Linked DNA regions of Homo sapiens: region 2 is linked to region 1. A link is a loop called in an ENCODE intact Hi-C map of the cell type or tissue named here. Cell type or tissue: natural killer cell. All regions are shown on one strand. Each heading gives the region's core, and the rest is flanking DNA. Links, peaks and the distances in the headings are about the cores only.

Region 1 (15,596 bases), core at 2,400-10,399:
TGGTTTGCATAAATAAAATAAGTATTAATAACTTATTTACTGAACAAAAAGGATGTTGGAAGAGGAGCAGGTTTAAGGAAGAAGACGTCATGAGTTCAATGTTGTACAGGTTGAATTTGAGATGCTTTTGATTTATCCAATAGTGTTTATCTAAAAGACCTGAAGATCACCTGCGAGTCTTTGTGTAAGGGAGTAATTAAAATTAGGAATGTGGATAAGATCTCTTAAAGAAAGAAAGAGTGTAGAGTAAGATGAGCAAAAAACTTTAGGAACAAAACTTAAAGACTTATGAATTGAAGATTAGGTGGCTAGGCACAGTGGCTCACATCAGTAATCTCAGCACTTTGGAAGTCCAAGGTGGGAGGATCGGTTGAGGCCACCCTGGGCAACAGCAAGACCCTGTCCCAGCAAAAAAATAATAATGATAATAATAAAAGGAACAAAGAAGATGAAATGGAAGAGAATGAGCCTACAAACAATACAGATTGGGAGAGGCCAGAAAGGAAGAAGGAAAACAAGTTTTCTCTGCTGAAAGTAAGAGAAGGGACGGTTTTAAATGAAGGCAGTAGTCAGTAGTGTCCAATATTATTGAAAAGTCAAGTTAGATGAAGATTTGGCTACAGGGAGTTCACTGATAACTTAGCCAGTTAAATACCATTCCTATGCTGACAACTCCCAAATGTAAAACTCTAGTCCAGTTCTTTCCTGAGCACCAAACCCATACCTTCAGTTGCATATTGAATGTCAACTAGACATCTCTAGCTTAACATGTTCCAAAGAGTTCTCGAAACTTGTTCCTCCAGCATTCTTCCTCACCTCACGTAATGTCAGCGCTCCACCCTTTAAGTCACTCAGTCAAAAAAAAAAAATGTGGCATTATTCTTGACTCCTTGCTTTCTCTCATAGCCTCTCACCCAGTTTTCAGCAAGTTCTATTAGTTCTACCTTCAAAGTATTCTCACCTCTGATTATGTCTCACCATCTCCACTCCAACTTTCCCGTGCCAAGCCTCATTACCTCTTTTTATTTTTACTAACAGCTTTATTGATATAATTGGCATATCACATAATTCATCCATTTAAAGTGTGCAACTCAATGGTTTTTTTTTACTAAAAACCGCAGAGTTGTGCAACCATTGCCACAGTTCATTTTAAAACATTTTCTTCGCCCCAAAGAGAATTTACTCTTCATCCCTCCTCCCACTAGCTCCTGACAATCACTAAACTACTTTCTTTTTCTACAGAACTGCTTATTCTGGGCTTTCCATATAAATGGAATCATACACTTTGTGGTCTTTTCCGAATGGCCTCATTCACGTAGAATACTGTTTTCAAGGTGTATCCATTTTGTCGCATGTATCCATACTTCCTTCATTTTTATGACTAAATAACATTCCATTATATGGATATACCACAATTTTTGTATCCATTCATCAGCTGATGGACATTTATTTGTGTTGTTTCCACTTTTTGGCTTTTAATAACGATGCCATGAATATTCATGTTTTGTTTAGACATGTTTTCATTTCTCTTGGGTATGTATTTAGGAATGTAATTGCTGGTTTCATGTGGTAACTCAATACTTAACCTTTTGAGGAATGCAAGACTGTTTTCCAAAGCATCGCCCATTATCTTTTGATAGGATCAGCATTGGTCCTGCTTCCCCTACTTCCACCCTTGCTCTCCCAATCCATTTTCAACACATCATTTGTCTGTTCAAATTCCTCCGGTGCGTCCTCATCTCACTCAGAGTAAAGTCAAAATATGTGGCAATTACTACATGCTCCCACACAATCTAGCCACATATGACCTTGCTGGTTTTACCTGCTGCTCTGCCTTTCGCACTTGCTCAGTCCACAGTGGCCTCCTTGCTTTTCCTTGACTCTATCAGGTACACTCTCTTGCTTATCTGCTCCTTTCTGGAAGAGACTTTCAGCTAGATCCATAGGGTTTTTTCCCTACCTCCTCACATCTTTGTTCAAATTATCTCCTTCTTAGTGAGGCCATCAACACTCTCCAGCTCCCTGCTATTGTCTGAATGTTTGTGTCACTCCAAAATTCTTATGTTGAACCTAACCCCAATGCAATGGTATTACGGGGTGGGGCCTTTGGGGAGTCATTAACTCATGAGGGCTCCACCCTCCTGAATGGGATTAGTGCCCTTATGAAAGAGACTTAAGGGAGCCTGTTTGCCCCTTCCACCATGTGAGGGGACATAGAAGGCACCATTTATGAGGAACAGGGCCTCACCAGACACTGACTCTGCCCAGAACTGTGAGCAATAAATTTCGGTTGTTTGTCAGTTACCCAGTCTAAGGTATTTTGTTGTTACAGCAGCATGAGTGAACTAAGAACCTCACTTTCCTGCCTGCTTTGTGTGTGTTTGGTTTTTGTCCATTACACTTATCACCAGTGAATGCATGGTGTTATTTATTTGCTTTAGATATGTTTTCCCTACTAGATAGTCAGCTCCATAAAGACAGCTATTTTTGGATTTTGTTTAATGATATACTCCCCAGGGCCTAGACCATATAGTAGGATTAAAGAATTTTTAGATGAATGGGTGAATGATTGAATGTGTGTTGAGCCTGGAAGCCAAATTGGAATAGGTAGAAGAGTGAAGGAAAGTGAGGACATGAATCATTAAGAGTAGACAACACTTCCAGGAGGTTTGAGAATGAGAGAGATGTTGAATATATGCAAATGCCTCCGCCTTCCATCCTGTTAGTATGGATGAAGTGTCTCTGCTCCTACTAAGACCAACTCTCCACTTGTACCCAGGATCTTGTTGTGAGGAAAAACTTCTCCTCTGTCAACTTAGGTCTGAATAGTCCCAGGACCTGCAAATTATCCAGCCATAGGCAGATTAATTGAAGAAAAGATAAAAGTTTATTTTCACGTGCATGCAAGAGTTGCTCAGTCACGAGTAACTCACTGAATAGCCAGAGACAAGAGGTTTATATAACGATTTCACAAAAGGAGGGGAGGGTTTCACTGCGAAGGTATAAAGGGTTCTATTGGGCTTTTTGTTGTTAATGGGAATAGGCAGTCTATCTCTTTCCTGGCTGGAAATTTTCCCACGGAGGCGATGGGTGTTATGGCAGCTGAATTCATAGTTCCCAGTGCTAAGGGTTAACCTTTCTTCAAATGGTAAACTCCCTCAGATGGGGGTCAACAGCAGCTGTATTTTGGGAGGGTTCTACTCAAGTGTAAATAATGTTTCTTTCTGTGGCTGCTGCCTGTTCAGATGTTTTCAGTTTAAAATAGTCTTCATAGCACTTTGGTGGGCAGCTAATTCCTTCAATCTAACCCCTTCGGCCTGTGCAGACAGGCCCCCATGATGCATTACTCACGAGGCACCTTTCATACAAAAGAGCACGTGACGTCTCCCTGGGACATTATCTTTATACTGAGCATGGTGTAAGGCCCTGCTCAAGGACATCACTCTGGTAAATGTCTCTGCTCAGTTCTGAATCATCAGCTTTTTCTTCTCAACTGCATCATCCTGTTATATACAAACGTATATACATCCTGTTATATACAAAACAGCCTTTTTTTTTTTTTTGAGGCGGAGTCTTGCTCTGTCACCCAGGCTGGAGTGCAGTGGCATGATCTTGTCTCACTGCAACCTCCACTTCCTGGGTTCAAGCGATTCTTTTGCCTCAGCCTCCCGAGTATCTGGGATTACAGGTGCCCGCCACAGTGCCTGGCTAATTTTTGTATTTTTAGTAGAGATGGGGTTTTGCCATGTTGGCCAGGCTGGTCTCGAACTCCTGACCTCGTGATCCACCCGCCTCAACCTCCCAAACTGCTGGGATTACAGGTGTGAGCCACCACGCCCGGCCAACCTTTGATTTTATAAGGAAAATTTAAATATGTATTAGGCATTCAATGGTACCTAGGAATTACTGTGACTCTAGTCACAGGAGACCCTCACCCTCAGGAAAGATAGGAGACCACGCAAATACAACGCACACAGAAGGCATTCTATTCATCCTGCTTGTTGAAAACCCTGTCTTCTCCCACAAGCCTAGGGTCAAGCCTGCTCAGAAAGGAGGAGAAAAGGTACGGATTCAGACCAGTCTCCATATCAGATCTGTCTCCAACACCTAGAGACAGTGTAGCAACAAGCCCACAGAGACAGCTCTCATCAGAAAGGCATCTCCATATGCCTGGCAGTGAGATCTAGTGAATCAGTGATGCTTGAGAACTTCGGATGTTGTCCTTGGATCAAACATGTAAAACTGGTCCACATATATTACACTCTGTATATCATTATATATTATATATGTTGCTTAACAACAGGGGTACATTCTGAGAAATGTGTCAATAAGCAAATATGGTGCTGTACAACTATCATAGAGTGTTCTTACACAAAACTAGGTGGTGTAGCCTACTTCACACCTAGGCTGTATCAAATAGCCAGTTGCTCCTAGGTTACAAACCTGTGCAACATTTATTGTACTGAGTACTACAGGCATTTGCAACACAATGGTGTCTTACATATCTAAACATAGAAAAAACATACAGTAGAAATACAGTATTAGAATTTTATGGGACCACCATCATATATGCAGTCTGTCTTTGACCAAAATGTTGTTATGCAGCACTTGACCATATATATATATATACATACACACATACACAGGCATACCTCAGAGATATTGCAGGTTCAGTTCCAGACCACTACAATAAAATAAGCATCAAAATACATCAAGTTGGCAGGGCATGGTGGCTCACACCTGCAATCCCAGCACTTTGTGGTGCTGAGACGTGCGGATCTTATGAACCCAGGAGTTCGAGACCAGCCTGGGCAACATGGCAAAACCCTGTCTCTATTAAATAGAAAAATTAGCCAAGCTGGTGGCACACATCTGTAGGCTAGCTACTCGGGAGGATGAGGTGGGAGAATTACCTGAGCCCTGGGAGGTTGAGGCTGCAGTAAGCTGTGATCGCATCACTGCACTCCACCCTGAGTGACACACTGAGACCCTGTCTCAATAAATTAATTAATTCAAAATAAATCCAACCACATGAATTTTTTGGGTGCCAGTGCGTATTAAGGTTGTTTACACTATACTGCAGTCTATTAAGTGTGCCATAGCATTATGTCTAAAAAACAATGTACATATTTTAATTTTAAAATGGTTTATTGCTAAAAATGCTAACAAAGTGAGCATATGGTGTTAGAAAAATGGCGCTCATAGACTTGTTCAACACAGGGTTGCCACAAACCTTTAATTTGTCAAAAAAACACAGTATCTGTGGAGCAAAATAAAGCAAAGCCCAATCAAATGAGGTATGCCTGTCTATAAAATATTTTGTCTCAAAAAAAGTTGACTCAATTTTGAGTGGCTAAAATTTTAATACATAGTCCTATGAAGTTGAAAAATAATATCTCTAGGCAGCCATCCTGGTTTTAATCTAATAAATTATGAAATACAAATTAACAAAGACTTGAAGGACTAGGTTAAATAGGCGATCCTAAACGTTAATCATATCACCTACTAGACGCAATTAGCTTTTGGAATAAAAGAGTAAGCATAAATATAATCAACTAATTTGTCAGATTCACCAAATACTATATTGATGTTATAAAAACTAATTCTTGGGCCATCCTGAGATTGACAACAAAATATTGACAGAATTAGACATTCATAAACACAGCCATGCCACTGCCATCCGTGCATTTCTCTTTGTGGCCTTTCCTTGCACTAAGCTAATATTTTTTTCTATTAATTTCCTTATTAATTCAAAATTAGCTAATGGTTTTGATAGATATAATCAAGGGAAAAGAAAGATGATAAACGCAAAAACGTTTTTGTGGTTTTTGCTGTTGTTTTATTGTTCTTCTCAGTGATGGATTACATTTTAAAAGGACCAGAATGTTGGTGCATTGCTAAGTCCTACAACGTGACCTTCTAAGGCCACTGAAGCTGAAAAGTGCCACATTAGGACTCAGAGTGAAAGTCACACTAATAGACTTTAGGCAAATTATTGTTTATTTTTATTTTTATTTTTTGAGATGGAGTTTCTCTCTGTCGCCCAGGCTGGAGTGCAGCGGCGCGATCTCGGCTAACTGCAAGCTCTGCCTCCCAGGTTCAAGCGATTCTCCTACCTCAGCCTCCCGAGTAGCTGGGACTACAGGCACCCGCCACCACGCTGGGCTAATTTTTTGTATTTTTAGTAGAGACAGGGTTTCACCTTGTTAGCCAGGATAGTCTCGATCTCCTGACTTCGTGATCTGCCCACCTCGGCCTCCCAAAGTGCTGAGATTACAGGCGTGAACTACTGTGCCTGGCCTAGGCAAAGTTTTTTATGTTGCCAAATTAACTGAAAGAAAAGATCTGCTGGGGTACCAGGCATGGTTTCTCCATTTTGGGGGCACAGCCAATGGATGAAACATACACTGTTGTATAATGGAGGATTTGGCTGGCTTGTGCCCCTGGTTCCTGTGACAGAGCCTCTAAACTCTTGGAATTTCCCAAGTGATAGAAGCGTCTTTATTATTCATGGTAGACCTCTCTGACCACACTGGAGTTTATGCTAATGATGTGACTCATAGTTCTAGGTATTTTCAGCATGGGGGCTTTCCATGCTGGAGAGAAAAATTATGTGGTTAGAGGGTTGGGGCTTCAAGCCATATGTTATCAACGTGACTTCCCAGCCTCTGGGGAGGGAAGGGGGGGTCTAGGGATTGAGTTCAATCATGTGGCCAGTGATTCAGCCAATCAAGCCTATAGAATGAAACCCCAGTAAGAGCTCTGGACACCCAAAGCTTAAGTGAGCTTCCAGGTGAGTGACACATATTGATGTGCCAGGAGGGTGATACATCCTGAAGACATGGAAGCTCTGTGTTGGGGACCCTCTAAGATCTCAACATATGTTCTTCTCATTTGGCTAGTCTTGACTTTATATATATATATATATATATATTTTTTTTTTTTTGATATGGAGTCTCACTCTGTCACCCAGGCTGGTGTGCAATGGCGCATCTCAGCTCCCTGCAACCTCTGCTTCCTGGGTTCAAGAGATTCTTGTTTCAGCCTCCCTAGTAGCTGGGATTACAGGTGTGTGCCATCACACCTGGCTAATTTTTGTATTTTTAGTAGCAATGAGGTTTCACCATGTTGCCCAGGCTGGTCTCAAACTCCTGGCCTCAAGTGATCCACCCGCCTCAGCCTCCCAAAGTGATGGGATTACAGGTATGAGCAACTGTGCCTGGCAACTCATGTCCTTTATAATAAAATTGTAATCCTAAGTGTAACACTTTCTGGAATTCTGTGAGTTATTCTAGGAAAGTATAGAGCCTGAGGAAGTAGTGGAAATGCCTAAATTTGTCACCAGTTGGTTAGAAGTGCAGGTGGCTGGAAAGCCCAGAGCCTGTGGCTGGTGTCTGAAGTGAGAGAAGTCTCGTGGTGGACTACACCCTCAACTTCCGCAATTTGACCTAATTCCAGGTAGTTAGTGTCAGAATGGCATTGCAGATACATACACAGAGAAAGTCGAGCACGATGCAATAAATGTGATGAGATAGGCAGGCACTGAGAAAATGCAGTGAGCACACAGAGAGAAGCCCATAACCCAGCACCTTCCCTGAAGTCAACAAAACCTTTCAGCAATGTTACTTGAGATGACTCCGAGAATGTTTGCTTTGTAAAATTCAAAAGTTAAAAGAAGAACATAAATCACCCAACCAAGGATCATCAAATCAATATTTATGTTTCTGTCATATTTTCTTCTACACATATTTCTATGGATTTTTACATATTTGAGGTACTACTCGATGTATGATTATTTTCACTTTCATTGAACATTTCCTAAGCGTAACCTCTTGGCATGAAAGGCTTATCACACATTTTCATTTAATGGCTATACGCTACGCTATCACATACATTCAATGTAATTTATATAACTGTTTTCCTAATTTGGGGCATTAAGGCTGCTTGTGGGTTTTAATATAACAAATAGTGCTAGGATAAATATCTTTACACATATATCTTTGTCCACATTTCTGATTATTTCCTTAGGATAGACTCTCAAAGTAGAGTTACTGAGTAAAAGATTTGTTTGTGCTGAGCACAGTGGCTCAACGACTGTAATCCCAGCATGCTGGGAGGCCAAGGTGGGCGGATCAATTGAGGCCAGAAGTTTGAGACCAGCATGGCCAAGATGGTGAAACCCTGTCTCTACTAAAAATACAAAAATTAGCCGGGCATGGTGGCACGTGCCTGTAATCCCCGCTACTTGGGAGGCTGACGCAGGAGAATCACTTGAACCCAGGAGGTGGAGGGTGCAGTGAGCCAAGATAGCGCCACTGCACTCCAGCCTGGGCAACAAAGCAAGACTCCATCTCAAAAAGAAAAAAAAAGAAAGAAAATAAATTTGTGCACCTCCTGAAGCCTGGTGCCAAATTTATTTATAGAAATATAAATTTACCTTCCTGCTAAGCATGTGTGAGACGCCTCTAACTTAACACTCACCAGTCAAAATTAAATTGTTAACTTTAAAAATTTAGAAGTTTGGGCCAGGCGCAGTGACTCACATCTGTAATCCCAGCACTTTGGGAGGCCGAGGCAGGCGGTCACAAGGTAAGGAGATCGAGACCATCCTGGCTAACACGGTGAAACCCCATCTCTACTAAAAATACAAAAAATTAGCCGGGTGTGGTGGCAGGCACCTGTAGTCCCAGCTACTCGGGAGGCTGAGGCAGGAGAATGGCCTGAACCCAGGAGGTGGAGCTTGCAGTGAGCTGAGATCGTGCCACTGCACTCCAGCCTGGGCGACAGAGCGAGACGCCATCTAATAAAAAAAAAAAAAAAATTTAGAAGTTTGATAGGTCCTTCAAATGTATTTGTTTTAATGTGCATTCAACTACTTGTAAGACTGTATTTTTTCATGTCCATTGGTTATTCCTATTTATTCTGTCTTAGTACTTGTTCTAAGTATTTATTGGAATCTTAAGTGTTTAGCTTTAACTATTTGTTAAATATATCATATAAAGTTCATGTACTATAGATTTTTCCTAAAGAGTGATGCTATGATGTAAGGGTGTTAATCCTTTATGAAGTTAGTTAGGAAGTTAACCCTTCATATTATTTTTAATAGCTTTTGTTTCAAATTGTTGAGTTTTGAGAATTTTACTTTTTGTGGAAAAAAATTTTTTGGGATATTTTTGTTCATGATTGTGTGACAGACATTGAGGTGACCTGCTCAGATTGCCTTTCCAGAAAGAACTCCTGTCCAGTGAGTAGGAGTGTGTTTAGCTGATGGCCTCTAGTTATCAGTTCCTTCAGGTTTTGCCTCAGCTTTTGAGCTGAGGGCACATTATTTTGGGGGTGGTCCTCAACCAATGACTGAGCCAGGCAGTTGTTTAAGGGCCTACCCATCTTCACCAAACACAGGACCCCTCTAACGGGCATTTTTAATATTTTTTTACCCAGCACTGGAGCTTGAATGCAATTGCTCCAATAAAAATGTCATGATCATTTGCCCAGTTCCTGAACCTGAGCAATTCCAGACCTGGAATCTATTAACCAAAGAAGTGGCTGGGTTCCCAGGGGGAAAACCCTGCCAACACTGAGACAAATATACAGAGCACTGACACTCCAAGTTCTTCTCTAAAGGCATTTATGGCCATTTATTCAAGTGAATACATAATATGGTAAGAATGACCAGACCCTTTAAGGGGTATTAGATAAAGAGTCCAAGTGGTCACTGAAACTCGGGGACATGGAATGTCATCATGGCCTCTCTTCTTAGAGTGGGGTCACATAGGAATCAAGAAATAATGAGGCCAGGCACAGTGACTCATGCCTGTAAACCTAGCACTTCGGGAAACGGAAGTGGGAAGATTGCTTGAGCCTAAAAGTTTGAGACCAGCCTGGGCAACACATTTCTTTAAAAAAAAAAAAAAAAACATCAGCTAGGCATGGTGGCACGTGCCTGTAGTCCCAGCTACTTGGGAGGCTGAGGTGGGAGGATCACTTGAGCTGGAAAGGTCGAGGCTGCAGTAAGCAGTGATCACACCACTGCATTCCAGCCTGGGTGACAGAGACCCTATTTAAAAAAAAGAAACAAGAATGAAGAAATTTCAAGGCCTAGAGTAATAATAATATGTCCTCTAGGTTCACAAACCCTCCTGGTGGTCAGTTCCCTAGTCCCTGAATGTATAATTAGATTTAACACACTTGAAAATTAGAAAACCATCTATATTGAGACATTGGCTTATAGGAGTAATAGTTATCAGAGTGTGGAAAGCCAAATTGGAGGCTATGAAATAATCCACCACCACTCTCCAGTCAGCATAGCAAATCAAAAACATTACTGCATCCCAGGTAAGAAAATGAGGAGCACCAAAGACTAGTGCTTTTGTTTTGTTTTGTTTTTTGTTTTTTGCAATGCAGTTTCACTCTTTTTGCCCAGGCTGGAGTGCAATGGCACAATCTCGGCTCACTGTAACACCTGCCTCGCGGGCTCAAGAGATTCTCCTGCCTCAGCTTCCCGAGTAGCTGGAATTACAGGTGCCCACTAATTTTTGTATTTTTAATAGAGACGGGGTTTCACCATGTTGACCAGGCTGGTCTTGAACTTCTGACCTCAGGTGATCTGCCCACCTCGGCCTCCCAAACTGCCGGGATTACAGGTGTGAGCCACTGCGCCCAGCCCTTAGTGTCATTTTTAAAGGACTAAAGGGTCCAGGGATGGTGGTACCTAGCATATCTCTATTTAATTCACCAGTCCAGTTCCTGCAGAAAGTAAATTGGTTTTGGAGAATGACTGAGACTTCAGTAAGATCAACCAAGCTGTTGCCCAGTCACAACTGCTGTACCATGTGTGGTATCATTGTTAAAGGATATTAATATAGCCTCTTGTGTGGTATATGGCCGCTGATATAGACAATGCATTACTTTCTTTTTTTTTTTTTTTTTTGAGATGGAGTTTCACTCTGTCACCCAGACTCGAGTGCAGTGGCACAATCTTGGCTCACTGCAACATCCACTCCCTGGGGTTCAAGTGATTCTCGTGCCTCAGCCTCCCAAATGGCTGGGATTACAGACGTGAACCACCACCCCTAGCTAAGTTTTTTGTTTTGTTTTGTTTTGTTTTCATAGAGATGGGGTTTCACCCTGTTGGCCAGGTTGGTCTCGAACTCCCAACCTCAGGGGATCCAACTGCCTTGGCCTCCCAAAGTGCTGGGATTACAGGCATAAGCCACCACACCCAGCCAAGAATTCATTACTTTCTATCCCAATGAAGAGAAAGGATTAAAAACAGTTTACATTTTCTTGGAAAGGACAACATTATACAATTACATTATTGCCTAGAACTATACTGTCTCCTCTGCCCTCTCTCATAATAGAGCCTGAAAAGATATGAACTGTTTGGACATCCCACAAAACATCAGATTGATCCATTACATGATGATGTCTTACTGATCATTGGTTTCAACATCACCTAGAAATACTGTTCTGACCTATATACCAAGTAGCATAGAAGACTTCTAGCTTTAAGTGGGACCCAAAGCCAGAGAAGACTACACAGCAGTTCCAGGATGTGATGCAGTATCCCTGTCACTTGGGCCTTACAACCTGGCAGACCTTAGGTAATGTCAGTGTCAATGATGGAAGATGATGTAGTGCAGAGTTTATAGCAAACCTCAACAGTAGAATCACAATTCAGGTCCCTGGGGTTCTAGAGCAAGCCCATGTTATCTGTTGCTAAAAAAAACAAAAAAAAAAAAACAAAAAAAAAACTTGTTGAAAAACACTTCCTAGCATGCTACTGGGTCCTGGTAGAGACAAAAATGCTTGACCATAAAACACTAAGTGACTGTGTATCAGAAAATGAGCTGGGACCTTCTTGGACCCACCAAGTCATAAGTAAGTCCTGGATGTATCATATCTATCTTATGATGGACTACTATCATAAATGCCAGTATTCCATCATAAGATGGATATGATACATCCAGTACCAAGCAAGAGCAAGTCATGAGGGCATGAGCAAACTGTATGGATGAGTAGCCAGATTCCCATCACCCTCGACCAATGTACCAGCACCCCTCTGTCAGTTCACACCTATGGCCATATGGTGGTCCCACATGAGGAGCTTAAGGTGGAAAAATTAAACAAGAAGGAATAGGATGGCTGGCTGGTCAGAGAGCTAAAGAAAAAAGATGGAAAGATCATGGACAAGGAGATTTAGGCTAGGAGTCTGCAGATGCACACAATGTGAATACAGAGTGTCAAGATCAGTGCCCACCAGAAAGCACCCACTATAGAAGAGGCACTAAACAACCATGAAAAAACATGAGCCAGGAATGGTGGCTCATGCTTGTAATTCCAGCTCTTTGGGAAGCTGAGGCAGGAGGCTCTCTTGAGGCTAAGAGTTCAAGACCAGCCTGGGAAACACAGCAAAAAAAGCCCGTTTCTATAAAAAAATTAACAGGCCGGGCGTGGTGGCTCACGCCTGTAATCCCAGCACTTTGGGAGGCTAAGGCGGGCGGATCACCTGAGGTCAGGAGTTCTAGACCAGCCTGGCCAACATGGTGAAACCCTGTCTCTACTAAAAAAACAAAAATTAGCGGGGTGTGGTGACAGGCACCTGTAATCCCAGCTATTGGGGCGGTGGCTGGGGGGTGGTGGTGGGGCGAGGCAGGAGAATCACTTGAACCCAGGAGGCAGAGATTGCAGTGAGCCGAGATCGTGCCATCGCACTCCAGCCTGGGGGACAAGAGCGAGACTTCATCTCAAATAAAAAAAAAAAAAATTAACAAATTTGCTGGGCATGGTGGTGAGCACCTGTAGTCCCAACTACTCAGGAGGCTGAGGAGGGAGATTACCTGAGTCTGGGAGTTGGAGGCTGCAGTGAGCCATAATTACATCATTTCACTGCAGCCTGGGCAACAGTGAGACCCTGTCTCTAAAAGAAAGGAAGAAAAATGATGCAGCCAGTTGATGATAGCCATCTTTCATGCAGGCACCCCAGTGATAAAACAATGGGCACATAAATGAAGTGGTGGCAGAGAGGGAGGCCCTGCATATTCCCATCAGCATGGACTCCTATTCACCAAGGCCTCTGTAGCTACTGCCACCTCTGAATGTTCAATCCGCCAACAACAGAAACCAGTGCTGAACCTAAAACATGGCATTATTTCTTGAACGGACGAATGGGTGATCTGGTGGCAAGCTGACTACAGTGGACCCATTCCATCCCAGAGGGGCCAACTAACAGTGTGTTCTCACAAGAACAGAAACCTATTCTGAATATGGGTTTGCCTTTTCCTACCACACAGCCTCAGCCAGCACTGCTATTCAAGGGTTATGGAATGGTTAATACACAGTAAATCCCACACAAAGAACATCTAACCAGGGAACCCATTTTAAAACAGAAGAGGTGAAGGCGTGAGCCCATGCCCACAGCATCCACAGGCTGAATCACCACCCAGAGGCTGCCAACCTGACAGAGCATTGGAGTGGCCTGCTGAAGTGCCAGATCCGAGGCAGCACTCTGTGAGGATGAAATGCCATCCTTCAGGGTATGTGCATTGAATCAGAGACATGTATATAATTCTGTGTCCGCAGTGAGACGAATACTTGGGGAAACCAAGAGGCGGAAGCAGGAATAGCTCTGCTTACCATTACCACCAGTGACCATCTGTAAAAATCTTTACTTCCTGTTCCCCATAACTCTGAGCTCCAGAGTTAGAGGACCTGATCCCAAATGAAGCACTCTTAACAGGAGAATCCAGATCCCATTGAGCTAATAGCTATGACTGCCACCAAGTCACTTAGGGCTCCTTTTGTCCAGGAAACAACAGGCAAAAAGAAAGTCAGCTACTAGTCATCTGCCATCATCTGGAGGAGGTCCAACCGCTGTCACTCCATGTATGGAACGCAGGTGACCCACTGAGGTGTCTCTTAAGATACTTTCTTGTCTGAATAGGCAGGTGCTGTAATTCCAGTGTTTTGAAAGGCTGAGGCAGGAGGATCACTTGATCACTGAAGCCCAGCCTGAAGATTTCGGTTATCAGGGCTCCGAACCTTCAGATGAGGGTTAGAGTCCCACCTCAGATAAGCCACCAAGACCAGCAGAGGTGGTAATTGAGTGGCAGGGGTTTTAGAATGGATGATGGAGGAGAGAGAGGATGAGCGCCGGTTGCGTCCTGAAGAGCAACTGCAGCGATGGGGGTGCAGTTCTTCCCACTGACTTCTCACTTCTCAGTTTCTCCTCGGGGAGGGAGCCTATAAGAGCCCCACAGGAGCTACTCCCTATGTGTGTACAGAAAAGTGGATTCATAGATTGCAAGGGGTAGACTGTGGCAGGGACGGAAACACTCTGCTCAGATCCACTCTCAAAAATAGGCCTGCAGCCCAGGTAAAGGGTGTGGACAGCAGACAACCTCTAGCTATTAGTTCCTCAGGGTTCTCCTCAGCTTTCAAAAAGAGGCTGCTCTAATACTCAGGGCAGCCCTTAGCCACTCACGGAGCAAGAAACTGGTTCAAGGCTCAGCTATGTCGCCCAACCTGGGACTCCTCTAACGGGAAATCTTTGTTCTAGAGCTCCTCATTGGACTACTCGACTTTTTTCAGATTCACCTTTCCCTGCCCATTCCTGCTTCCTCCCTTTCTCCCTTCACAGGCATGACTCACCAATAAGCCTCACATACTAGGACAACTGCAGTGTCTGCTCCCTGGAGAACCCAGCCTGTGAGCGAGAGCTTCCATTGTTTTAAGCTTAGAACATTCCAATCTGATAAAAAAAAATACCCACACACATATACTTTCATCTATTTTTAGGAATTACTTGAGTTTTTACATTTTAATGTGTTACTCATCTGCAAATTATTCTGGTACAGTGTTAAGTGAGATAGTGTTAAGTGAGGATCTAAATTGATTTTTTTCCTGTGGTAGGCAACCTCTAATATCTCTACCTCCAGACCTTCATGCCTCTATGTAATCCTCTCTCCTTGAGTGAGGGCTTGTTTAAGCTAAAAGATCAACTCTCTCACAGTTAATGGTGTGGGCCTGACAAGGTGGTTCTGCCATCCTTGACAAGTGGCTCCCGTCTCTGGGTCTCGGGCAATTGTTCTAAATCTCATTTTCTCCAAACTAAAAGGACAGCAGAGTGAGGCTGGAAGGTACACAACCCTAATTCATTAAGGAGCAAGACTTGGAAGTGGCATTTATCAATTTTGTTGACATCTCATTAGCCAAAATGTGGTCACATGGGTGTACCCAGCTGCATGGAGGATTTGAAAATACAACATCACTTATTGATCATTCATTCCTTTCCCCCCACTGAGTTATCCTTTCATCTCTATCATACATTGTATTCTATCCAATGATCCCCTGCTATTGCCAGAGCATTTCACTCATTCCTGCTTTCTTATACATTTTATATATGATACAGCCAGTTTTCATTACTTTTCTTTTTGAATAGTCTCTAAGCTAATTTGTTACTGTCTAGTTTGCAGATGAAAGGTTAAATTAGTATGTCCACATTTTTAAAAAACAATTGATATTTTTAAATTAAATTTTTATCAAACATTCATATAGAAAAGGGCACAAATCATACATGTAATTTCTTTTTTGTTTGT
Region 2 (15,596 bases), core at 4,154-12,153, 68 kb after region 1:
ACTGTGGTTTGGTGACAGTTGCAGAATTGAGAGCTTGGTGCAGTAGCATGATGGCTGCCATAGAAGACAGTGCACATGGCAATCACATCATAGTGAGAACTGACTCTGCTAGCATTCTGTGACAGCAACTGTGGTGTCCTCATCCAGCCAGTTCTGTGGCATTATTTTGAGAATTCATTCTGGCAATACAAGCTTCTAAGTCTGTTTCTAGCCCTCCTGACAAGTCTGTAATCTGCCCAATATCTTTTTTTAAAAAATTCCTTTCTTCTTTAAGTCAACCAGTCAGTTTCTGTAACTTGCAACTTGGAACCCTGACTGATATAGAGCTAACTCCTGGGGCACCAGGCTAGAACTTTCACATATCATCTGCAGGCAGCAGGGGACCATTTAGACTTCTAAGGGTGTCATGACAATCACAGAAGTGTTCTAAGAACATCAAACTGTCAGTGGTATGTAGTATGAACTAGAAGAAGATGGATCTTGAAGAAGAAAAAAGATCAGGTAGGAAGGTTTTACACCTACACAGATGAGAAGTAATGCAGTAATGAAGGACTGAGCTAGGAGATTTGTAACTAGAATGAAGAAAAGAGGTCTATTTCTAATTCCTTGTCTGGTTTTCCACAGGGAATTTGGTCTAAAATGAGGGAAAATTGTGCTTCTGTAGAAAATGCATTATTTATATCACACCTTTCCATGTTATCTTATTCTAGTCTTTCATAGTCTTCCAGCTATTTTACAACTCTGTATATTGTGGACAACTGATTGCAATGCAAAGTAATTCTTGTCTGTAGATATGTAAATTATGCCTACTAGAAGTTCTATTGACTTTCTTCCCCACTGTGGAAGAGGCCAGTTTTGCCTCCATTTGCACATTTGTTTTAACATTTCTGATCCATAAATTAACATTTACAAAATTATCCCTTGAACTGGTTGAAACACCTCACCAGTTTCCTCTTTAATGAATCAAATAAAACCTTTACCTTGTGTTTGTATTTATATCTGTAGGAGACCTTGTTTTTGAAAAATTTAAGCCTTCATTTCTCTCTTTGTACATGGCTTCTTGAAAAAAAAGCTCCAAAATGGACATAAGTTACTGTCATTCCTGCTATTATCAATTGATGTTTAACTAGAAGTAAGTGTCTAGTACATGACAGGATTTATCTTAAAGAGGCTGTAGAGGAGGAAAAACTTTCCCTATACTCTCTTAGGTTCAGTATCTGGAGATTGCAAATTAAACAGAGAAAAGAAAGATTAACAGGAGAAAAGGTTATTTCACATGGACACAAGGAAGTGGGAGACTCACAGAATAAAAGTGAAAACGCCAAAGTTGTGGTTAGACCTAGGGACTTACATACTATTTTAGCAAAGGGTGATAAAGTATGAAGAAAGGACTAGACAAAGGAAAAGAGGAGTTTGGCTTCTAGAGAGGGTAACTTGTGGGAAGGTGACTAGGAAATTGTTATGGTCTGAATATGATTTGTCCCCACCAAAACTCATGTTGAGGCTTGGTCCCTAATGTGGCAGTGCTGGGAGGTGGTACCTTTAAAAGGTGATTAGAGGCCAGGCGCAGTGGCTTATGCCTGTAATTCCAGCACTTTGGGAGGCCGAGGTGGGCCGATCATGATGTCAAGAGATCGAGACCAGCCTGGCCAACATGGTGAAACCCCGTCTCTACTAAAAATACAAAAATTAGCTGAGCTTGGTGGTGCGTGCCTGTAGTCCCAGCTACTCAGGAGGCTGAGGCAGGAGAATCACTTGAACCTGGGAGGCGGAGGTTGCAGTGAGCCGAGATCATGCCACTACACTCCAGCCTGACGACAGAGCAAGATTCCGTCTCAAAAAAAAAAAAAAAAAAGTGGGGGGGGTGATTAGATTGTTAAAATGGACTAATGTCTTTTTTGTGAGACTGGGTTAGTTCTTGCAGGGATGGATTAGTTCTCATGGGAATGGATAAGTTCCCAAGAAAGCAGTTGTTATAAGGTGAGATTGACTCTCATGTTTTGCCTTTTTTTGCACATGCCCAGTTCCCCTTACATTATCTGCTATGTTTTGATGAAGCAAAGGCCCTCACTAGAAACCACCAGATGGGGCGACCAAATCTTGAACTTCCCAGCCTACAGAACCATGAGCGAAATAAACCTTTTTTTAAAAACAAAAATTAAATCTGTATCAGAAATTCTGTTATAACAACACAAAAATGAACTAAGAAATGTATGGTAAATAAGCATTATTTACTAAAGTCTGTTATGTAGACTCAGTCATCTCAAGTGATAAGAATTGTCTCCTGAGTCTTTCTTCTCTTCCTCTTATGGAAAAAGGAGGTCACCTATACTTTGCAAGTGTGGGTTTCCTTTACAAAGATTTCCTTTACAAAGGGGAAATTTATGCCCTTTTAAGCAGAAAAGGGAATGGCCTAGAGTGTCTCCTATGTTTGCTGTTTCTTAATTGCCTTCAGTTCAAAATAATCCTTATGCCAAAGTGACATATTTTGGGGTGATATTCTGATCCCTTCCAACTGCCGTAACAAAGTACCACAGACTGGAAGACTTTCACAAAGCTGACTCATTTATATGTAAAGTATTTGTCACTCAGTGTCCTAAATACATAGAAGTGCATGAGGGATTAAAATCCCTGCATATCCGATAGAGCCCTAAGTGGATCTCAATCAATATGAATGAATGGATGGGTGATTATGTTTATAGCGCCTGTCTTATGACTGCATGCTAAATCCTTTTCAGTGGACTCCAAGGAAGTGACCCAATTCTCTGGTTATATTAGAATTTTGTTATATGGAATATAGCTTAAAATAAGTGGACCATCAGCTGAAAGTAAGAAATCTTTGAGTCTTACAGCTATTTCATTGAAATAGAATTTGATTTGTACCACAACCATAAAAGGTGGTCTAGCAGTGCAAGATATTCTTCTATGGGATCATGAATACTGATCTATTTTTTACACAGATATATCTCAGAAGCTAACATTCAGAAATGTGCTAACACAATATGTCACAATATGTTGTTTAACAAAAATATAGAAAAAAGCCATATCTGCCACAAATGAGGAGTGTCATTAAAGCATCAGCTACAAGTATTCACAGGCTTCTGACTTGGCAATTGGCTGCAGAGAACCACTTACTCAAGCAATTCCTCACTATTAGCTTTTGCTTGTTGCTCTTGGCTTCAGCACAAAGTTGCTTTTAAAAGCAGGTGACAAAATGAAAGCCTCAAGTATATGACCTTATTTCAGGTCATTTGTAACTTCTCAGATTGTTGGTTAAAAAAAATGGTTTGCAAAGAGTATTAATAGGCTTGCATGGTTTTCATAAACCACCTGAATAAGGTGCTTCTCAGAAGGAACCATGCCATTCATAAAGTAAGGACTCTGGAGCCAGATGGAATGGGTGCGAAGTATGGCTCTAACATCTCCTAGCTGTTTGATGCTGAGAAAATTATTTAAATCTCCCTATGTCTTGGTTACTTACCAGTAAATCTCAGAATCCTCATGGGGAGTGAATATGTAAAGCACTTAGCATAAAGTCTGGTCCACAGAAATGCTATATAAGTATTTACTGATAATATGGAGATGTGTATTTATTGATTGAAAAAAGAATTCCTGCAAACTACAATGGCTCTGGCTGCTTCCCAACATGGGGAAGAGAAGGGGCAGCCTCAACATTGCCAACAGCTGGGGAGGACCAAGATGACTGGCCATTCGCTTCTGTAATACAATATTTCCTCTCTCCCCTCCACCTTTCCCACGTTTCTGGGAAAAGTGCCCAATAATGAAAACAAGTTGTTAGGAGGACCTCCCATGTGATATGAGAAGGATGGTACCTGATCTGGAGCCCATTCTTCAGGGGAAATTTTCTGATTCTTTGTCAGCTTAGTGGGAATGATCAAAATGTCTTTTGATAATGGTTTCTGTTCATTTTAGCAAATCTCATCCCAAATTGCGAACATAAAAAAAAGTGGATAGCATCTTCTTTTATTTCCTTTGCTAAATAGTTGAGAAGCATGAGATAGGTCCTTACAACTTCAGGCTTGTCTTCAAGAGTAAGTCCAAAAAAGAGGTAAACAGATTTCCTGCTTCAGGGACAGGCTGACAAGGGTTAACATTTTGCTGAGGACTCCATTTGTGTGCTCTGTAAGGAAACAGGCAATGCCTCACAGGATCCCATTACCCAAACAGGAGAAGCTAGGAGCCTTGGGAAGTATTTAGCCGGGGCATGAATGGGTCACATAACTTCATATAACTTGCAACACAGCATTTGTTTAACATTCAAGTAAGATTAGAGGGGAAAAAAGGTGTGTGCGCGCGCACACACACACACACACACACACAGAAAGAGAAGGAGGAACTTAAACCAGCTATGGTAAAGACAACCTAAAGGTCAAAATTGTAATATTAAATAAATCTTACAAGATTTTATAAACCGTAATTTATTGTCTATGTGCAACTGACATTTTAGCTCTTGGTTTAATACCTGACACTTCAAAGTATTCTTGTAGAAGAATGGTTGATAACCCTCTTACACAGTATAATTGGAATTCTGCATGTTAGAACATTTGGTTTCTGAAAGATTTTTGTAAATGTTAATAGCTGTCTTTTAAAATGGTGTAAGTGTGAAATGCTATGAAAAGCAAAGGTTTAAATGTCACTCTGTCTATAATTTTCATATTGTAAAAACTAAATAAGTTTTTTAAAATGGAAAACCTAAAAGCCTGCTGCAAGTTTGAAGATATCAGCTCATTCATTCTTCCTTTTTGAAATGGATATGACATTTAACCAAATGAGCCAAATTTAGAATTAAAGGTGATCTGTTTTTTCTAAAATTTAATATTGAACATTTCGCCTAAACTGAGAAGCAATTATATTTACAGAGTCCCTACTTCTTCCCACACTGCATGAGCTTATGATTAAAGATCTGCCTTTAAAGTATTCATCTGATGAGCCACCCAGCTACACATAGTCATTACCATCTGAATTTCCATTCTGGACTCCAGCCAGTCTGGCTGAGGCAGTATCTGGGCTCTTTGTATAGAGGCAGAGCCAATGCATTTCTTCCCAGAGTACATTTCTTCCCACTATGAAAATAAAAAATGCCTTTCCCCCCTTCTCCTTTCTCCTGTTTTTTTTTTTTTTTTTTTTTTTTCTCAGGTTAGCTTTTACTTCTTTGTGAATATTTACTGTGTAAGCAGGAAAGGGTTCATTTCCGTCCATTACCCCTCCTTGGGAATCTGAATTCTGCATCATCTCTGGTACTTGGCAGCCTGCGTACATAGGCCAAGAGTGAGCATCCTACAAACAAGAAAATAAATAAACCTGATACACCTAGAATAGGGTCCGAACATTACTGCTCAAACCCCATTTCACCTAAGTCCTGTTTAATGGACCAGTGTATTTGGTGTTGGGTATGTGGCTGCTATTAGAAATTTGTTACTTTTCATAAGTACCAAAGGTTGCAGGGGAATCAATTAATAAAAATGTAAATGAGATGGCATTCAAGAATTTCCCTCTAATCCATCACACTCATTCAATGCAGTAGTGTTACAATATGTTTTGCTGGTTGAAAGAGAAAGGAGCCCAGTTATTGTTCAAACGCCAGGAAGTACAAGTAACTTGTACCTAACTTACCTCTGCTCCTGTAAGCACATGCTCTAGATCTCAGCATCCTTTGCCTTGTGCAGCTAACAAGAGAAAGTCAGTTGGGTACAGCTGGTTAATACATACTAAGGCTATTTTCACAGAATCATTTATTCATTCTCCCTCAGCCTTTAACTCTATGAATAGAAACCAGTTTTAGGCTAAGCTCCTATTAGAGGCAGAGTCAAGAGATACAGTATTGGCCAAATCCAATATTTTCTATTGGGATAAATTGGGGATGTATGTAATCTGTTCTTCTTTCATTTTAACTTACATCTTAAGAATATTATATCACTTTGACCCAGTACACTGGACAATGCCTCCCTCTTCACCACAGGGAAGGAAAAAAGATGCATCCTTCTATATGAAATTGGGATTTTTTTTATATCCTGGGAGAGGCCTTAGTAAGTGATTAACCCTGTTATTTAATTATGACAGAGGAGCTGAGGTTCTCAAACTTTAGCAAGCATCAGAATCACCTGGAGGGTTTGTTAAAACACAGATTGCTGAGTCCTGTCCCAGTTTCTGAGTCAGTAGATCTAGAACAGGGCTGAGAATGTGCATTTCTAAAAAGTTTCCAGATGGTTCTGATGCTGCCTTTTCCACACTTTGAGAACCACGGAAATAGTGTGTTTTTCCAGCACCAAAGCCAAGGATTAACTGGGTTATAGCTAACAACCCTAAATAGCACACTCACTAAGTCACCTAAGGGCATACTTTATATTCTGCTTTTCCCGGTTTACTAAAGAGACAGCACCACACTGGATGATTTACAAAGATCATTTTTAATGGCATGGGTCATGGACTGGTAAAACTGCTTAAAAATGTTCCCAACTAAATTATTGTGAGCATGTTCTATTTGGGGCTTTAATTAATCATTCATTCCTATTTTTCTTCCTGAAAAACAAAAATAATAATATAATAACTTCCATTTGTTAATTTCTTCCTACAATGCTACTGGCTCTGTGTTGCCTGGTTCCCATCAGTTTACCTCATTCAACCTTCACTGCAATCAAGGAGGAAGCTTTATCATCCCTATCTGACAGAACTGAGGACATGGCTGAAGGAGATTAAAAGCACATTTGGAAATACCGCTTTAGATACTCTACAAGTTAACCTTGGAATAAACCAGACTATCAGAGGGCATTGTCACTCACTGACGGATTTCTTTCATTCCTCTCTGCTTTGGCATTAGGCAGTCAGCCACATCAAGAGACTTCATAAGAAACAGCCCTGTAACTCATTTGTTGCTTTCCTGTAAGAATGTTGTCAAGGACATTATTTACTTCATTACAAAGGGTCTTCTTTGTGCTGGAGAAACTTCTCTCAGATCTCTGTGCCAGGAAGAATGGTGTTTCTCTCAAACACTGGGTTTGATATTACAGATAGTATAAACTATATATCCAGGCACATCCTCCTTTAGTGAGTATATACAAACTGGCTTCACTTCATTTTTTTCATCTTCCAACTTCTCCATAATAATATTTACTTTTAAAAATGTTCTTAACAATGAATATGACCAAGACAATTTGAGGAAACCAATCATAAACTTTGTGTCAATATAGTAAGCATGTTTCCTGCAGGGAGATACCACTGTTCCCACTAAAATAGAACACAACAAAAGGAGGCAGGAGAGAAATGAATGACTTAGGACCTGTCTAGGTTGAAAAGGCAAACTAGAAGTGGGGCACACCTAACTTGTTTAAAAAGACTTTGTCAACTATTATTTGTGTACTCTTGGCATTTCTGTGTTCTCCTCATTCCTATTTCATTCCTATTCCCCTTTAATATTTCCTTTACATACCTGATACCTTCCCTCCCAAAAATGGTGTGTGTCTATGTAGTTCCTTGATGATTTTGTCAACGAATAATAAACCCTGGGTTTTGGATAAGGAGGTGAAAAGAAAGGGCTCTGCTTGATTCTGCACAGGGCTATACACCACAGGGCGAGGAAAAAAGGAAAATCCAAATATGTTTAGTCAGGATGTTTTCCTAAACTATTGAAGAAATCTTATCTGGCCTCCTCTTAAAATATGTAAGAACTGTTTCCAGCTGCTTGTTATTTGGCTGTGCTTATTTTAGACCAAAGCCAATAAAAAAAATGAGACTCTTCCCACAGTTTACTTATTAATTATACAGGAGAAAATAGTAGCTTAACAGGAGAACTCTGGTGGACACCCTTTTACCCAACTTAGCAATACTACCAGTGGGATGAACAGGCACCATGTGTCTGCTTGTGTGACAGTGTGACAAAACACAATACCACTTACCTTTCATTCCTGAGGGGAGAGAAAAGTGCATCCTGAATCTAATTATAGGGAAACATGGGATAAACCCAAACTGAGGGACATTCTACAAAATAAATGGCCTGTATTCTTCAAAACAATATCATGAAAGACAAAAAAAGGTAAGAAAACATTCCAGATTAAAGGAGATTAAAGAGTCATAAAAACTAAACCTAACACAAGATCCCAGATTGGGCTCTGAACCAGGGAGAAAAATGCTATAAAGAATATTATTGGAGTAGTAGCTCGTGCCTGTAGTCCCAGATACTCATGGGGGAGGCTAAGGAGGGAGGATAGCTTGATCCCAGGAGTTCAAGGCTGCAATGAGCTATGAGTAGAACACTGCACTCCAGCCTAGGCATCACAGCTAAACCCTGCCACATATCCCCCAACCAAGGAAAAGATATTTTTGAAGCCTCTGGCAAAATTAGAATAAAGATCTGTAGATTTGATAAGGGATTGTATTAATATTTCACATTTTGATAATTATAACATTGTTATGTGAGCAAATATTCATGTTTTTAGGAAATACACACTGAACTATTTAGGGGTAAAGAAGAACTGTGCCTACAGCTTACCCTCAAATGATTCAGAAAAATAGAATCACATAATCATTTTATGTAGATGGTAGAGATAAATATAGACATAGGTGCATTTACCCCATGTTCACGATGCAGCACGTTCATCACACAGCACGATGGGATAGATGGATGGATTCACAGATGGATGGATAGTTAAAGAGATGAAAGTAAATGAGGCAAAAGGTTAAAAACTGCGAATCCAGGTGAAGAGTATACAGTAGTTCTTTGTACTATTATTGCAATTTTCTCTGTTTGAAATTATCACAAAATGTTTGAGGTTTGTTTTGGAAAAAATAATAGCCACAGAGTATTTTTTTTCCCTAAGTAATAGTGCATGAAGTGTTGTTTGTGATGTGGCAAAGCAAATAGCTGCAAAATAAAGTTATTCACATAACAAGTATGGTCATCTTAAAAGCATGATGCCTAGTGAAAACCACTTCCTTTCATGCACAGACTTGGCTAAATCTTTTTAAAAATTTTTTGAAGCACTGGGGTTGATTATTCACACCACAGAATTCTCACGTGGTAGCAATGTTATGCACGCCATCTTTAAAACATGCTTGGCTCTCAAAAAGCCCTTCCCCCTACCCTCTAAAAAGCACTGGAACACACCAAAGCCTAGGAGGTACCAGCTGGAGTCATATATTCTGTTTTCTCTGACAAGGGTAGTGCCATTATAATCCAACAGGCCCATGTGAATGTGCGGCAAACATTCGCTTCGATTTTTATTGTGGAGCATGACAGAAAAGAACATTTGTTCCTTTTCATTCCTGAATGTTTTCATGGTGACATTTCTCAATCTGTGGGTTTGGGTGTGTGTGTGTGTGCGTGTGTGTGTGTGTGTGTTTACTGCTTTCTTTTCCCTCAAAGAGATCACCCAGTGACCTTGAAATCTGCACTGGCATTTCGCTGGCAGGAAGGGAAGCTCCCTCTTTTCATTTGCAAAATGTATAACAATTTGATCATCCTTAAACTTCTAAAAGGTTAATTATGCTCTCTTCATGAGTATCGAATAAAAACCTGTTTTATCTCTGCCCAAATGAAACCCACAGGGCTCACCCTCCCTCCAGCTCTGCCAGAAGCCCGAGTCCTTCCGGCTGTCAATTAACCACTATCAACTCCTAGATCTGTGTGAGCTGCTGTAGATTTTCTCATCCCAAAACTATGACAGCCCTCATTTGTTAGAGCTGTGTGATGACTTTAAAAATTTCTCAGCAGGAAAGTGTTACCAGCTTTGGGTGTGATGGAAAGAAAAGGGAAGCATGAGGAGCAAGCTGGAGAGAAAGAAAGAGAAAGATAAAAAGGTGTTGGATTACTAAAACTTCATTTCACTCTAAAGATTTCCACACCCAAACAAGAATTCAAACAACATAACGAAAATTGGAGGGAAACGCTAATAAACATAACAACCATAAAAATTAAAAGCAAATTTAAAATATTTAAGCTCTGCTGCAGCCAGAAGCATTAGATTCTTGCTAGTTCTCAAAGAAGGTACACTTCTGCACACTCAACGATGACGGTGCCCGTGTGTCAACACTCGTGGTGGGAGTGGTCAACAAGACTTTGTATGGAAAAGGCTCAACATCTACCCCCGCTCGCCTTTAACATTTCTAAGCTGCTACTATTTCTTGGCCATAAACAGCCTCTTTAGTTATAAGCCAGAAGCCATATCTTTAAAAGTAAGTCTGAGAGAGTTACATTTCATTTTTATTACAAGAAAACGTCATCTTTCAAAGAAAAGCAATGGCAGAGAATGGCAGCTCATGCTAGGGGGCAGGAAATCCTGCTTTTGCCTGACACTCATGGCTCCTTGTTTTAATAACTCATACTATTTCACATAAGCCAACCAAGCATTATTATATTTGAAAACATAAACAGAAGATGGAACAAGCAACATAGTTTTTTTCCAGAGGAAGCATGTTACTATACACAACAGCTCAAGTGTTTTAACAATTGCGTAATTACCAAGATACCCTACAGAGCCCGATCTTTTGACTAGACTGAAGCGTGTTATGTGTGTAAAAATAAAAAAGGCCTCTGTGCAACTTCACCCCATGTTCACCATGCAGTGAGTAAATGGGTGATAAAACAGCAAGTCTCTTAGTCTCTTATTTCTTCTTTTCTTTTTCTTTCTTTCTTCCTTCCTTCCTTTCTTTCTTTCTCTTTCCCTCCCTCCTTTCCTTCCTTCTTTCTTTCCTTCCTTCTTTCTTTTTCTTTCCTTCTTTCTTTCTTTCTTCATCTCATGTTCACCATGCAGTGAGTAAATGGGTGATAGAACAGCAAGTCTCTTAGTCTCTTATTTCTTTTTTCTCTTTTCTTTTTCTCTCTTTCTCTTTTTCTTTCTTTCCTTCCTTCCTTCCTTCCTTCCTTCCTTCCTTCCTTCCTTCCTTCCTTCCTTCTTTCCTTCCTTCTTTCTTTGCTTTTCAGGTGTCACCCAGGTGGGGGTACAGTGGCATGATCATAGCTCATAGCCTCAAACTCCTGGGTTCAAGTGATCCTCCCACCTCAGCCAATGTGGGGATAGAGATGCTCACCACCATACCCAGCTAACTTTTCTCTTTTTTGTAGACACAGGGGTCTCATTATGTTGCTCAGGCTTGTATTGAGCTCCTGGGCTCAAGCAATCCTCCTGCCTCAGCCTTCCAAATAATGCCTGAGATTACTGGTGCAAGCCACCAGGCCTGGCCCTTTATTTCTTCAGCAACGTCTCTGTAAGAAGATCTAGTGGAGACTACAACTTTCCAGTGATTTCATGAAAAATGAAATCATTTTTACCAAGAAGCACTAATGCAAATTCGGAGTTTTGGTTGTTCTTCTTCCTGGATGTGTGAGTATGTGTGTGTGGCAATATACGTAACATAAAACTTACCAATTTTACTATTTTCAAATGTATATTAAACACATTTCAAGTGGTGTTAAGTACATTCACAATGTTGTAGGTACTTCACCACATCCATCTCTAGAACTTTTTCGTCATCCCAAAGAGAAACTCCCCCATTACCCCTTTCCCTACCCACTGGTAACCTCTGCTCTACATCCTGTGTCAATGAATTTGCCATTTTAGGTACCTCACATAAATTAAATTATATAATGTTTGTCCTTCTGTGCCTGGCTTATTTTACTTAGCATGTTTTCAAGATTCATCGACATTGTAGCATGTATCAGAATCACATTTCTGTTTTTAAGGCTAAACATTCATATATATATATATATATATATATATATATATATATATATATATATATATTTGTATGCCACATTTTGTTTATCCATTCATCTGTTGATGGGCATTTGGGTTATTTCCACCTTTTGATTATCATGAATAATGCTGCTATGAACATTGGTGTGTTTGAGTCCCTACTTTCAATTCTTTGGGATATATACCTAGAAGCGGAATTATAAAGTATATACTGTAGTTTTTATGTACAATAATTGTGTTAGCCAGGCCAACACACATGTGTTTCTTTATGTGAGGTAAAAAAATAGAATATAAATTTTACTTAGCAAATATTGGATATTATCATGCTTACATTTCATTTCAACATGGTTTTTTTGTTGTTACTCAAGTATTTGACTAATTATAGGAAGATTTTAAAACTTTAGAAATGGGGGAAGAAACTGAATTCACGCTCTTTCTAATTTTCTTTTAGCAAAAATATAGAGTTTAGGTCTGTCTTAGTCTGTTTTGTGTTGCTATAACAGAATACTTAAAACTGGCCAATTTTTTTTTTTTTTCCGAGATGGAGCCTAGCCCTGTCGCCCAGGCTGGAGCACAGTGGTGCGATCTCGGCTCGCTACAAGCTCCACCTCCCGGGTTCAAGCGATTCTCCTGCCTCAGCCTCCCAAGTAGCTGGGATTACAGATTCACGCCTCCATGCCCAGCTAATTTTTATATTTTTAGTAGAGATGGGGTTTCACCATGTTGGCCAGGCTGGTCTCAAACTCCTGACCTCGTGATCCACCCCCCGCCAGCCTCCCAAAGTGCTGGGATTACAGGCGTGAGCCACCACACCCGGCCTGAAACTGGCTAATTTGTTTTTAAAGATTTATTTAGCTCATGGTTCTGCAGGCTGGGAAGTTCAAGATTGGGCAGCTACATCTGGTGGCTTCTGGTGAATGCCTCATGCTGCATCAGAACATGGCAGAGAAACAAAAGGGGAAGCAGGGCTGGGCACGGTGGTTCACACCTGTAATCCCAGCACTTTGGGAGGCCAAGGCAGGCAGATCACCTGAGGTCTGGAGTTTGAGACCAGCCTGACCAACATGGAGAAACCCCATTGCTACTAAAAATACAAAATTAGCTGGGTGTGGTAGCACATGCCTGTCATCTCAGCTATTCTCGGGAGGCTGAGGCAGGAAAATCGCTTGAACCTTGGAGGCAGAGGTTGCTGTGAGCCAAGATTGTGCCATTGTACTCCAGCCTGGGCAACAAGAGCCAAACTCTGTCTCAAAAAAAAAAAGGGGGGGGGAGGGAAGCAGGCACTTGCCAAAAAGGGCAAACATTAGAGGTGTCCTCACTTTGTAACTACCTGCATTCTTGGTAACTAACCCAGTCCCTTGAGAGTGAGAACTCACTCTTGAGACAAAGGCATTGAGACCTCTTAATGACCTAATTGCTGTTTTTTTTGTTTTTTTATTTTTTTGAGACAGAGTCTTGCTCTGTTGCCCAGGTGGGAGTGCAGTGGCGCGATCTCGGCTCACTGCAAGCTCCACCTCCCAGGTTCATGCCATTCTCCTGCCTCAGCCTCCCAAATAGCTGGGACTACAGGTGCCCGCCACCACGCCCAGCTAATTTTTTTTTTTTTGGTATTTTTAGTAGAGATGGGGTTTCACCATGTTAGCCAGGATGGTCTCCATCTCCTAACCTCGTGATCTGCCCGCCTCGGTCTCCCGAAGTGCTGAGATTACAGGCGTGAGCCACCGTGCCTGGCGCCTAATTGCCTTTTAAAGGTACCACCTCCCAACACTGCCACACTGGGGACCAAGCCTCAACATGAATTTTCGTGGGGACAAATCATATTCAAACAATAGTAAGGTCCAAACTAAAGCACTAACATGGGCAATAAGTATTTTCCTCTGAGTGGTGCATGGAGGAAGAACTTCATGTTTATCAAGAGTTATTATCAGTTGGCAGGGACAGTTGACAAGGTTTCCAACTGCACCCTTCTGTATGCCACTTTTCTCCCTGTAGTGGGAAGATTTTCCACTGCCCACGCAGGGTGTCATTTGGCAAACTGTCCCCCGTTCTTCCTTTTATATTTTTTTCTTTTTAGAGACAAGGTCTTGCTCTGTCACCCAAACTGGAGTACAATGGGATGATCTTCGCTCACTGCAACCTCTACCCCACAGGCTCAAGCAATCCTTCCACCTGAGCCTCCTGAGTAGCTGAGACCACAAGCACATACCACCACAATCAGCCAATTTTTAAGTTTTTTGGAGAGATAAGGTCTCCCTGTGTTGCCCAGGCTGGGCTCAAGTGATCCACCCACATTGGCCTCCCAAAGTGCTAAGATTACAGGCATGAGCCACTACATCTGACCACTGAGCCACCAAGCCCAGCCATCCTTCTTTCCTCCCTACAACCCACTATGCCTTTTGTGAACCAGATAATGCCACTGTTCTGCTCTCAGCTAATGAGAACAGATGGGCACATAATCCAAGGAGGATCAGTCTACAGATTGGCTAGGTGACCAGTGGCCTATGATCCAGGTTTTGGATTGCAAACGTGAACAGAACTAACTGGACTCCTATCTCAGGACATGAGAATCAGAAAACTGTTAATGAATCATGGAGCCACCGAAGAAGTGGGCAAAGATGGTACTAAGAATGCTATGAGATTGTCAGGTTTGGAAAGGACACTGTAAGCCAAAGTTACATGCAAGCTGAAATTATGAGGGAAAAGAGAAAGTCATATATTAGAGAAAAAATGCATCAGATACACAGGGAGAAGTAGATACATCTTGTGAGATGACACAGTCCATGAGGATGATGGCAGAGCTGCTTGCAAGAGCTGCCTTTGTGTCTAAGTCTTGCCATTTCAAGGTCTCTCCATGTATTTCTTTACCAATAAACCCTTTTGTTGAGTTAACTGGAGTAAGTCTCTGTCCCTTGCAGTTTAATAAACCTAATTGAAACTCTCTCTTCTATTGTTTCTTCTTCTATATCTACCATCTTCCAATGTCTCTTATTATCCTTCTAAGCCCCTTTCTTTCTTTTTTCTTCTTTTCTCCCCCATGCCTCATCCCTACCTATGCCTCAGGCATACTGCTAGGGCCCATCCTTATAGAAGACCCTAAAAAATGGAAAAGAAATAACACAGCAGTCTGGATATTTTTTAAGTGGCAACTTTATTGAGATGTGTATCATAATTCAGTATTTTAAAGTATACAATTTAGTGGGTTTTAGTATATTCAGAGTTGTACAGTCATCACAACTGTTTAATTTTAGAACATTTTCATCATCCCAAAAAGAAATCCCATACCCATAAGCAGTCATTCTCCATTTCCTCCTCCCCCTAGTCTCTGAGAACCACCAATCTACTTTCTGTCTCTACAAAGTTGCTTATTCTGGGCATTTCATATAAATACATTATGTACAAAATACAATAATTACAATACATGAGTAGCTTCTTTCACTTAGCATAATGTTTTCAAGGTTTTTCCATGTTGTTGCATGTACGAGTACTTCATTTCATTTCATCATTGAATAATATTCCATTGTATGGGTATACCACATTTTGCTAATTCACTCATATGTTGATAGGCCTTTGGGTTGTTTCCAGTTTGGGGCTGTTATGAATACTCCTGCTGTGAATATCTGCATACAGGTTTTTGTGTAGACATGTTTTCAGTTATCTTTGGTATATACCTAGGAATGGAATCGTTGGGTCATATGGCATAATGCAATATATTTAGTTGTCTTTTTGCTCCCCTTTCCCTTCTGCAGACCTTTGGCAGGTTTTGCAGCTATCACTCTATTATTTTCTTTATATTTTCTTTGCACGTTCCTGTTTTCAGTACATCTTTCCATTTTTCTCTTCTCTCTACTTTTCCTTTTATCTCATTATTTGAGTACATTTTTTAAAAAA

Evidence for each region. Peaks named below come from ENCODE experiments on the same cell type or tissue, not always from the same donor. Only the 100,000 strongest peaks of a DNase experiment are listed, where the experiment ranks them.
Region 2: it touches region 1 in a loop (3-fold over the local background); 2 of 110 quality-filtered maps call a loop at or near these places.

What each region holds. Positions count from the first base shown.
Region 1 is chr5:124,927,074-124,942,669 of GRCh38, reverse strand. No RefSeq gene overlaps it. Among named protein-coding and RNA genes, the nearest start is that of ZNF608, 190 kb to the right of the region's middle. RefSeq lists an enhancer at 6,361-6,760. In natural killer cell, for the core only: no CTCF peak of the experiment used is centred there; DNase peaks (open chromatin) are centred at 6,579 and 7,429; H3K27ac peaks cover 1,203 bases.
Region 2 is chr5:124,860,944-124,876,539 of GRCh38, reverse strand. It overlaps LOC105379157 (a long non-coding RNA gene), which reads left to right and starts at 429. Exons shown (of 2, transcript NR_188329.1): 1 at 429-501; 2 at 6,630-7,755. In natural killer cell, for the core only: no CTCF peak of the experiment used is centred there; no DNase peak of the experiment used is centred there.